Linked DNA regions of Homo sapiens: region 1 is linked to region 2. The links are chromatin loops, found by intact Hi-C in ENCODE. Cell type or tissue: PC-9. All regions are shown on one strand. Each heading gives the region's core, and the rest is flanking DNA. Links, peaks and the distances in the headings are about the cores only. Region 1 has its middle 17 kb from the start of MIR4462. Region 2 overlaps MDGA1 (MAM domain containing glycosylphosphatidylinositol anchor 1).

Evidence for each region. A loop is a pair of places that touch in the nucleus more often than their neighbours do. Peaks named below come from ENCODE experiments on the same cell type or tissue, not always from the same donor. Only the 100,000 strongest peaks of a DNase experiment are listed, where the experiment ranks them.
Region 1: a loop joins it to region 2, with 2.7 times the contacts of the local background. A loop is called at or near these places in 1 of 110 quality-filtered maps.

The regions. Positions count from the first base shown.
Region 1 is chr6:37,536,321-37,540,704 of GRCh38, reverse strand. No RefSeq gene overlaps it. Among named protein-coding and RNA genes, the nearest start is that of MIR4462, 17 kb to the left of the region's middle. RefSeq lists enhancers at 2,468-2,697, 3,743-4,290. In PC-9, for the core only: CTCF peaks have their summits at 2,174 and 2,373 (motif pointing left); no DNase peak of the experiment used is centred there.
Region 2 is chr6:37,628,856-37,633,239 of GRCh38, reverse strand. MDGA1 (MAM domain containing glycosylphosphatidylinositol anchor 1) reads left to right here. Exons shown (of 17, transcript NM_153487.4): 17 at 1-2,561. Among named protein-coding and RNA genes, the nearest start is that of MDGA1, 67 kb to the left of the region's middle. RefSeq lists an enhancer at 1,587-1,636. In PC-9, for the core only: no CTCF peak of the experiment used is centred there; DNase peaks (open chromatin) are centred at 1,779 and 2,709; H3K27ac peaks cover 3,288 bases.

The sequences.
Region 1 (4,384 bases), core at 124-4,123, 92 kb after region 2:
GGGAGGTGATTGGATCATGAGGGTGGTTTCTAGTGGTTTAGTACCATCCCCCTAGTGCTGGCTCATGAGATCTGGTTGGTTAAAAGTGTGTGGCACTTCCCCTTTGCCCTTTCTCTCCTGCCACCATGTAAAGAGGTGCTTGCTTCCCATGCACCTTCCTGAGGCCTCCCAGCCATGTTTCCTATACAGCCCGCTGAACTGTGAGTCAATGAAACCTCTTCTCTTTATTAACTGCCTAGTGTCAGGTAGTTCTTTACAGCAATGTGAAAACAGACTAATACATAGTAATATTGGTAAGAATCCATCTTATTGCTAAAATTTTAAATCACAAAGATAATTATTAGTAGTGAAAGCTCATGACTGTCCTGTTGGCCGTAAAACCTTCCATGTAATAGCATTACCGGCAAGTGAGGCCCAACATTTTGGCTGGTGGACATGAAGGAAAGAGCGTTTGGGCCACGGTTATAAAACATGTGTCCCAGCATGATTACTCCTGGGTCTTAGAAATGGTGCACTCATCTCACTCCTGCTCTCCTTTTACATATAAAGTATGTGAAGCCCAGAGAGGTTAGGTGACTCACCAGAGGTCACACAGCAAGTTATGGGGGAACTTAACCACTCAATTCAATGAATGCTTAACATCATATCTGCCATTTGATTGAGTTATGTTCTTTGCATTAGAAGCCAGAGAGAAGCCCAATGCCAGATCAGGATGGGCCAAGTTAGCCAGCAAAGGGCTAGAACTAGTTCCTTCCAGGGCTCCAGTCACAGCCCAGGCTATTTTCTGCCTAAGTGCAGCTGTTGCTGTGGGGTAGTCACTTAAGGGTTTTAGCCCTTGGCTCTCCTCAGGAGAGGAAAAAGGAAAGACCAGAGCCTACTGATCCTTTTGTGTGAGGGCCAATGAATACCTCACACCTTTCAGAAACTTCCAAATAACCCTCTGCCTTCCAGTAATTCTAGGAGAATGGAAATTGACTCCCACCTGCCTCTCCTACCACCATTCAAGCTAATGGCTTGGGAAGAGGCCAGAGACCACTTCTCTGTGTGCCTGCAGTCTCCTCCTCCTCCTCCTCCTCACAGGCCCGGGATATTGATCATCTCCATCAGTGATGTCACAGGACTGGGTGGGGAGGAGGCCACTCCCCTGCAGGGGAAGCTGAAGACAGAGATCTTCAGCCATGCAGCCGGGAAGTGGGGAGAGCAGAGGAAGGGGGCCCAGGAGCCCCTCCGAGGGTCTGTGCTGGAGGCTTTCCAGTGAGGCGACAGCAGCTTATTACAGCTAATTTCCTTCCCCTTGCTAGAACCAAAAATCCACAGGGTTTTCGCTGCATATTTGTGTATCTGGCACTCTCAGCTCGCCTCCCCTTGGGGACCATAAGAGATGCAGAGGAAAGAAACAACATGGCCTTCCATAATTTCAAAGTCAGTTCCAGAGTTAATAATAAATTAAGAGCTGGGGGCGGGGTGGAGGCCTAGATGTGGCGGGCCCACTCTTGCAGCGTAGACCAGCCCCTCTGGGAACATCTTCTGGAAGTCAGGAGAAAAAGTAGGTGCCCTGGGGACCGAAGACACTGAGGTGGTCCCACTGTGGAAAGCTTCCCCCTGGACCTCAGGTTTCTGTGGTACCCACACCAGGATGGATGGGGATGGAGGTGGGAAGAACTGGAAAGTATTCTCTCCCACTTCTCTCCGGAGCAGGCACCAGCGCCATCGGAGCACCCAGTAGTCCCACAGTCTCTGAGGAGGGGGAGCATAGCTGTTTCAGAGAGAACAGGAAGACTTCTCTACATGGAAGACGACTAAACCCACTCACCTCTGAGGAGGTTTCCAGACCAGCAGCCATACCAGTTGGAAATCCAACAGTCCCAAATGCCTGTGTGATTTTGTTATTCATTCTTTAGGTCCTAGGAAGACTATCTCCCAGACTAGAAGCTCCCTGGAGACCAGGGCCTCTGACATCTGACTGGAAGCTCAATCACTTCTTGTCAGAGCTAGAGTGTGAGGGGACTGGGAAGCAGCAGGGAGGATACTAGGCAGGTTTTGCCCCAAGAAGGTGGAGTAGGGGATGAACAAGATCGCTGCCCTGAAATATCTGAAGGGTGGTCCTGTAGGCATGGAGTTCACACCTAGGCCAACAAGAAGAGCTAGGATGAATGAGAGATGACACAAGGGACTCGACTTGGGATCCAGAAAAGGGTGAACTTTCTGGGAGTGGCTCAGCGAGAGGCAGTGAGCCTCCCACTGCAGGGGGAGCTTCTGGGGAGGGGCCCGGAGCACAAGGTGGCAGGTGGACCCGGTGGTTGTTAGGATCCTTACCAAGCCCAAGAGTCAGTCCGTGATGGATAGATGTTCCAGTCTCTTCCGCCCCTACACCTAGAGCTCCCCCTCCTGACCACACAGAGAGGGACCAGAGGCAAATGTGCAGGAGGACACAGGGACCCAATCCCAGCCAGGGAGGCCACCAAACAAATCAATCAGGCAAACAGCCACAGGCAGAGGATGGACACAGCGGGGGCTGGTGTGGGGCTCTGTCCCCCTCTTCCCCACCCCATGGCCTAGAGGACAGTCCCTGTGTCTGCCAGCTGAACAGGCTAATAAATAGGAAAATCTGTCTTCCCTGCTGATGGAGAGAGTGTTCTGTCCTCTCCACCGCAGGGGAGTGAGGCCTCAGCTCATCCTGCATGCTACAGGGGACCCACTCATTCTTCACAAGGAAAATGGGGCAGCACAGAGCCGGGGAGTGACTTGCCCGCAGCCACACAGCTCACACGGCTGGTAAGAGGAAGGGGCGAGGCAGAGCCCAGGACTCCTACCCTACTGCCAGCCAGTATCCTTTCTCCTGCCCTTGCCTGCCCCTGTAGCACCATCTGCTCCTGCAGCAATTGGGATTCCTTTTAAAACATATGTTCATCTCAGGCAGGTCCCAAAGTGGATGGAGAAATGATATGTATGTTCTTTGCTGGCCCCGGAAGAGCTGGCAGAATGAGCTCTTGACATTTCTGGGATACTTCCAGAAGCATTCCCGGGAATGCTTCTGGTCTCCATGCTTCCTCCCCACCACCATATTCTCTCCCCAGCATTGGGGAAGCATGGATTTGTCATTCTTCTCCTCCGTGTGCCCATCTGCTTCCTTCCAGGAACCCCTCCACACCTTGAAGGCCAGGCCAGCTCCTCCAGCTCCTGATGGGCTGTTAACAAGAAATTTGGAGGCCAGACCCCTGTGCACACTGCTGAGGAGCCCAGGGCAGTTCAGGACTGAACACAGCCAGATGTGTTCAGCAGGGACCATGACCTCTCCCCGCCTACGAGTAACAGGAACTAGTCCTGGAACTAATCCACATCTCAACCCAGACCCCAGAAGTCCACCCTCCTTCACCCACCAAAGCAGACAGCTCGGTCCCACAGACTCGGCCCCTCCTCCACTACCCAGACACTGTCTGAGGCTGGAGACTGGACGCAGTGACCTCTGGGGATCCCTTGCTTGAGGTTTCTGGTTCCATCAATCCCAGGGAGCTGGAGAAGGAGAGCGGATTTCCCTCCAGGACTCCCGCGGATACCGACCTGAGCGCATCCGCTAAAGTCCTCGCAGCAGCGCGTTCACAGGCTCCAGAGCAGGCCTGCGGGTCCTGTTCCCTCCCCCACCCCTGCCCCTCCTCTCAGACCCAGGGCAATTTCCCTACAAGTGTGCTCACGCTGGGCCCTCTGAGCCACGGCGCCAATTGACTGGATTTCAATCAGAACTCCATCTCCCTTAAGGACCGCTTTGGATAAAAGCAGAAGTAACCTGCAATCTAGATGCTGATGCCAAACCGTAATGGGGGAGCCGGAGAGAAGCCGGGCCCAACTCCGGCCCCAGCCCCCAGCCACGGCGAAATCAGGCCTCAGCTGAGGCGCACGCAGCTTCCAGGGCCCGAGGAAGAGGGTAGCCTGAGTTCCCTCCATCTCCGCCACCAGCCGCCACAGGCTAAATCCTGGAGCCTGCCGGTGGGGTTAGCCGGCTGCTAGCCGTTTTAACAGTTGGCCAGGGGCCAGGGACCAGCCTTGCACCCCTGGGCAGGCCCTGTGTGGGTCCCTGCGCGCGCGCAACAAGGGCCCTTATAGGCCGGCTAAGGAGGGTCTGGGTGTCCTTAAGAGCCAGGAGGAGCTGCGGGCTCAGCACTTGTTCCCACCTACTAACCCCCAACCTCATCGCCAGCTGCCGCTTCCGCCACTGGGTCCTCTCCGGGCTATATTGCGTTCAGGAAACGGTCACTCCGAGAGAGCGGGGCTGCTCCAGTGACCCCCTGCCCCCGCCCCACTGCCTCCAGACCCCGCACCGCGGGCGAAGGCGGGGCTGTAGGGACAGGAGGGACCCCGCGGAGCGCTGTCAGCTCTGGTGCGCAGT
Region 2 (4,384 bases), core at 287-4,286:
TGAGAATGTGTGTGATGTGTGGAGTGTGCGTGTGTTTGTGTGTGTGTGTGTGTGTGTTGGGGCAGAAGGACCACTCTTTCCTGGGGATCCCTTGACCCTTATAACTAGAAGGGACCTTAGGGAGCATCTAAGCTGGTGCCCCCATTGTACAGGCGAGGTCCAGAGGGATGGCATCTGCCCACCCCACCCCTTGCCCTCTTGTTGCCTGCACTCATTTCCCAGGGACCCTCCTAGGATAGGACTGCCCTCCTTCCTGGCCCCCTCCCGCCATCCTCCCAGCCACCCACATAATCACCATCTCAGCCCAACTCTGGTGGCCCTCTAGGTCTCCATGCATTCTTCCTGCCCTAGAGTAGCCAGCTCACCAAGGCCTTTATCCCCAGCCCAGGAGAAGGGTCAGGGAGGGAAGGGGCTGCACCAGCCCTGAGACCTCAAAGACTTGGGAGAAAAGCCAAAACTCCTCATGCCCAGGCCCACATGTCTGACCACCCCAGCCCACCCCGCCACCAAGGTAAAAGCACAACAGGAGACCCCCTTATTAATGGGTGAAATGATTGGGGTTGTTTTTTTAGTCACACAGCCCCATCCTCACCCCTTTGCCTTGCTGTCTGTCTCCACCCCAGCCTCTGTTCCCCATTTGCCTCTCTTTCACCTCCAAGCCCCCAAATGTAACCTCTAGTTGCGGACGCGGTTGTTCTATCAATAAAGCTGCAGTGTTCTAGCGCTCAGCGTCAGCCGTGTGTGTTGGCAGGGCAGAGTGGGCCAGGGTCGGGGCCGGGGCACTGGAGGGCTCCTCTCAGCTCCCTGGGGGCAGCCTTTCTTCTCTTTGGCACCTGTCGACAGGGATCCTGCTCTGTGGCCTGGACAGTGAGGACCTGCATCCTGGTCTGCTCCCAGTGAACTTGTGTGCATTTGTTCATTCAGCAAATACCAACCAAACACTGCCTTTGTGGAAGCCCCTGTTTAATGGGAGAGATGGACAGTAAGCTAATAATGACACCAAGACATATATAATGATGTGTACAGTGAGGGCTGGGAAGGGAAATTGGTGCTATGAAAGAAGGTATGAAGAGGGTTCTTATTTGGGTTGGGGCTTCGGGGAAGACTTCTCTAAGAGACATTTAGGAGAGACAGAATGATTGGAGTTAGCCTGTTGGGATTGGGAGAGGCTTCTGAGCAGAGGGAACAGAATATGCAAAGGCCAACAGGGCCCAAAAACTTAGAAGGCTCAAGGAAGGGGAGTAAGGGCAAAGGAGGAGGACTAAAGTTGGTATGGTGGTTGAAATGCCATTTTCCCTTCTCGGCACCCAACCCTACCATCCCTCCTACACGCTTGGAGTCCCTTCCCTCTTAATCTCTATTCTGGCCCTACAGACCCCACCCTGCACCCTACTTGGGGCTGCCTCCCTTATTCACCACCAGCTAGCTGCATCCTTGCCCTAAGATCAAGTTATGCCAACCTTTCCCTTTACCCCAGACCTCTCAGAATTCTAGAATTTCAGAGCTAGGAGGTCCTTAAAGGTCACTTATTTCAAACATCTACTCATATATTGTAGGTGAGATGGGCTTGCCAAGGTCATGGGGATAGGCAGTGATGAGCATTTGCAAAGTGACCCCAAATCAAGGGTGTGGATGTCATGATATGGACTACATCATATCAGGCAAATGACAGGAAGTGTCTTTCAGGTTACTTGGTTACAATGATTCAGGTAGGTCGATTGGGCAGTTTCACTTCCATGTTCCAGATGGGGAAACTGAAGCTCAGATTACAAGACCAAGGGCTCCCTCTCCCTACCACCTAAGTTTTATTGGCTCTCATGTTGGGTAACTTCTTGCTGGCACACCTGGCCTTTCTTTTCTAATGGAAGAGGAAGGGTCTAAGGGACTCACCACTGCTGTAGGTTGGCTCCCTGAGCACAGGAAGAGAAATCCGCTCAAGCTCACTCAAGTACAGGTGCATTATTGTGAGGACAAACACAGTGAGGGGGATGGGCACTCAGAAATCCAAACAGGAGTTGCAACAGGGATGGTTTTCCTGAACCAGATGGGCATTTTGGATTCAAGGTAGCTCTAGGATCATCATCTACAGAAGTTTCTGGTGCTTCTGTATTCTTCTGGTGCTTCTGTATTCTACCTGTGGTAGAATAAAGATGGCTGCAAATCCCATGTTATCCTTCCTGTAGAGAGGCAGAGTCTAATTCCCTTCCTCTTGAATCTGGGTTGCTCTTAGTGCCTTGTTTGTGCAATAGAATGTGACATGCTGAGTTGAAGATGCCTTGGAGCTTCAGCTCAGGCCTCTTGGAACGTTCTCTCTGGAAGCCCTGAACTGCCACCTAGGATGTCCTCTGAGTTGCTCTGAGACCGTCATGCTGGAGGGGCTCTGGCTGACCATCCCAGCTGAGTCCAGCCTTCCAGCCATCTCCACCAAAGCACCAGAAGATATGGGAGTGCAGCTGCCTCAGACCTTCCAGACCAGCCTAACTGCCACCTGAATTGCTCGGCCAAGCTCTGTCCAAATTCCTGACCCATCGTCATGGGATATAATAAAATAGTTGTTTTAAGCCCCTGCGGTTGGGAGTAGTTTTTGACAACAGCAATAGATGACCACCCTGGCATGACTCAGTCACTCCCCAGCATCTGCTGCTTTTTGTCCATGCAGTTCCTCTCCTGAGTCATGGTGTCTGCTTCCTCATAACTTCAGCTTTCCAGGCATCATGACCTCTCCAGCTCAACTCTCCTTCATGGCCTTCCGGTAGCAGCTGCCAGCATTCACTGACTCAGCCGCTCAGGATAATGGGCTGATTGGACAGGCCCCCATTTCAGGTCTAGCCACACATACATCATTGGGCAACCTGTGGGTTGGCTGCCCTTGAGTCAGATGCCACCCTGATCCAACCAGCTGGGCTGGAGGAAGGGGTCATGGACATGAAACAAGGCTACCTGGGGGCTGCCATTTCTAGGCAGTTTGTGGGTGGACCCACTTAGGAGGGGCAGGAGGCTGGCAGGCACCGAAAACACACCTCCTTGCATCTTCCCTCTTTCTCCCCTCCTCTAGTGACCATTCATTCCCAGGGGCACAGTAATGCAGTGTATGTACCATGAAAGTCCTCCAAGTGGCCCTGTCCAAGGGCAGGTCCCATTGCAAACTGTACAGGTAGGTCAGGTAACTTACAGCAACCGAGTCCTCTGTTATCAGGACTTTGACATATATATTGTTAAAGAACATAGCCAATTTACTTAGCTTATTTTTATTTATTTTTTAAGACAAGGTCTCACTCTGTCACCCAGGCTGGATTGCAATGACACAATCTTGGCTCACTGAAACCCCCACCTCCCAGGTTCAAGTGATTCTCATGCCTCAGCCTCCCAAGTAGCTGGGATTATAGTCATGTGCCACCATACCCAGCTAATTTCTGTATTTTTAGTAGAGGTGGGTCTTCACCATGTTGGCCAGGCTGGTCTCAAACTCCTGGCCTCAAGTGATCCACCCGCCTCAGCCTCCCAAAGTGTTGCAATTACAGGCGTGGGCCACCGCACCCAGCCAGGACTCTAATATTTTTATTTTCATATCACAGATGAGCAAAGTGAGGCTCAGAAAGGTGATGTGGTTACCCTAGCTCAGAAAATTCAGGAGAGGAAGAACCCAGAGGGAGATCTAGGTTTTTGACTTCTGGTGCGATGTGCGTTCACATCAGCCAGAGTCCCTCCTCTTCTTCCTCTCCTTGGAGATCACTCTGCTTTTCCCACCAGCTCTTCCCCAGGGGCTGGGAGAAGCAAGGCCTTTCCCTGTGAGGCTCGGGCTCCAGTCCTCTGCTTCAGATGGAGACCGTCCCTGTTCCTGCTTTTCTATTTCTAGCTTTTTGCATGTCCTTTATTGAAAGCTACTGTAACACCTTTTCAGAAAAGGGTTGGGTATAAATAAACACAAGAAAAAAGTCGAAACTCTCCTCCTTGAAGTCACCCCAAACCTGGGTGGAGGCATCCTTCCATACTGCTTCTTGAACCCCCGCTCCCAAATTCATCTTTCCTGGCCGTGCGTGCCCAGCGTGTTTCCTGTTCTGAGGTCCACTTGGCAGGGCCCCCGAATGCAAATCCCACCACCACATCCATCGCCCTGTCTTGTTAGCTGTTTGGCCTTCTCTAAAGATGTTTTGAATTGCCCATTTTTCTCAGGTCCCCTGGGGCCAGCCACAGTTCAGCAGAGTAGACTCAGCACCCTGTGAGTCCTCATTCCATCTATATACGCCACCCTCCATAAGCAGAGTCCCTCTCTGTCACCCCCCGTGCCGTTCCCCCAGAACCACCCGCCAGTTCACTCTCATCTGAGAGGCGGTGAGAAATAGAGTAAAACATGAGTCAGAGAGGCTGAGAGTGCCGAACGTCC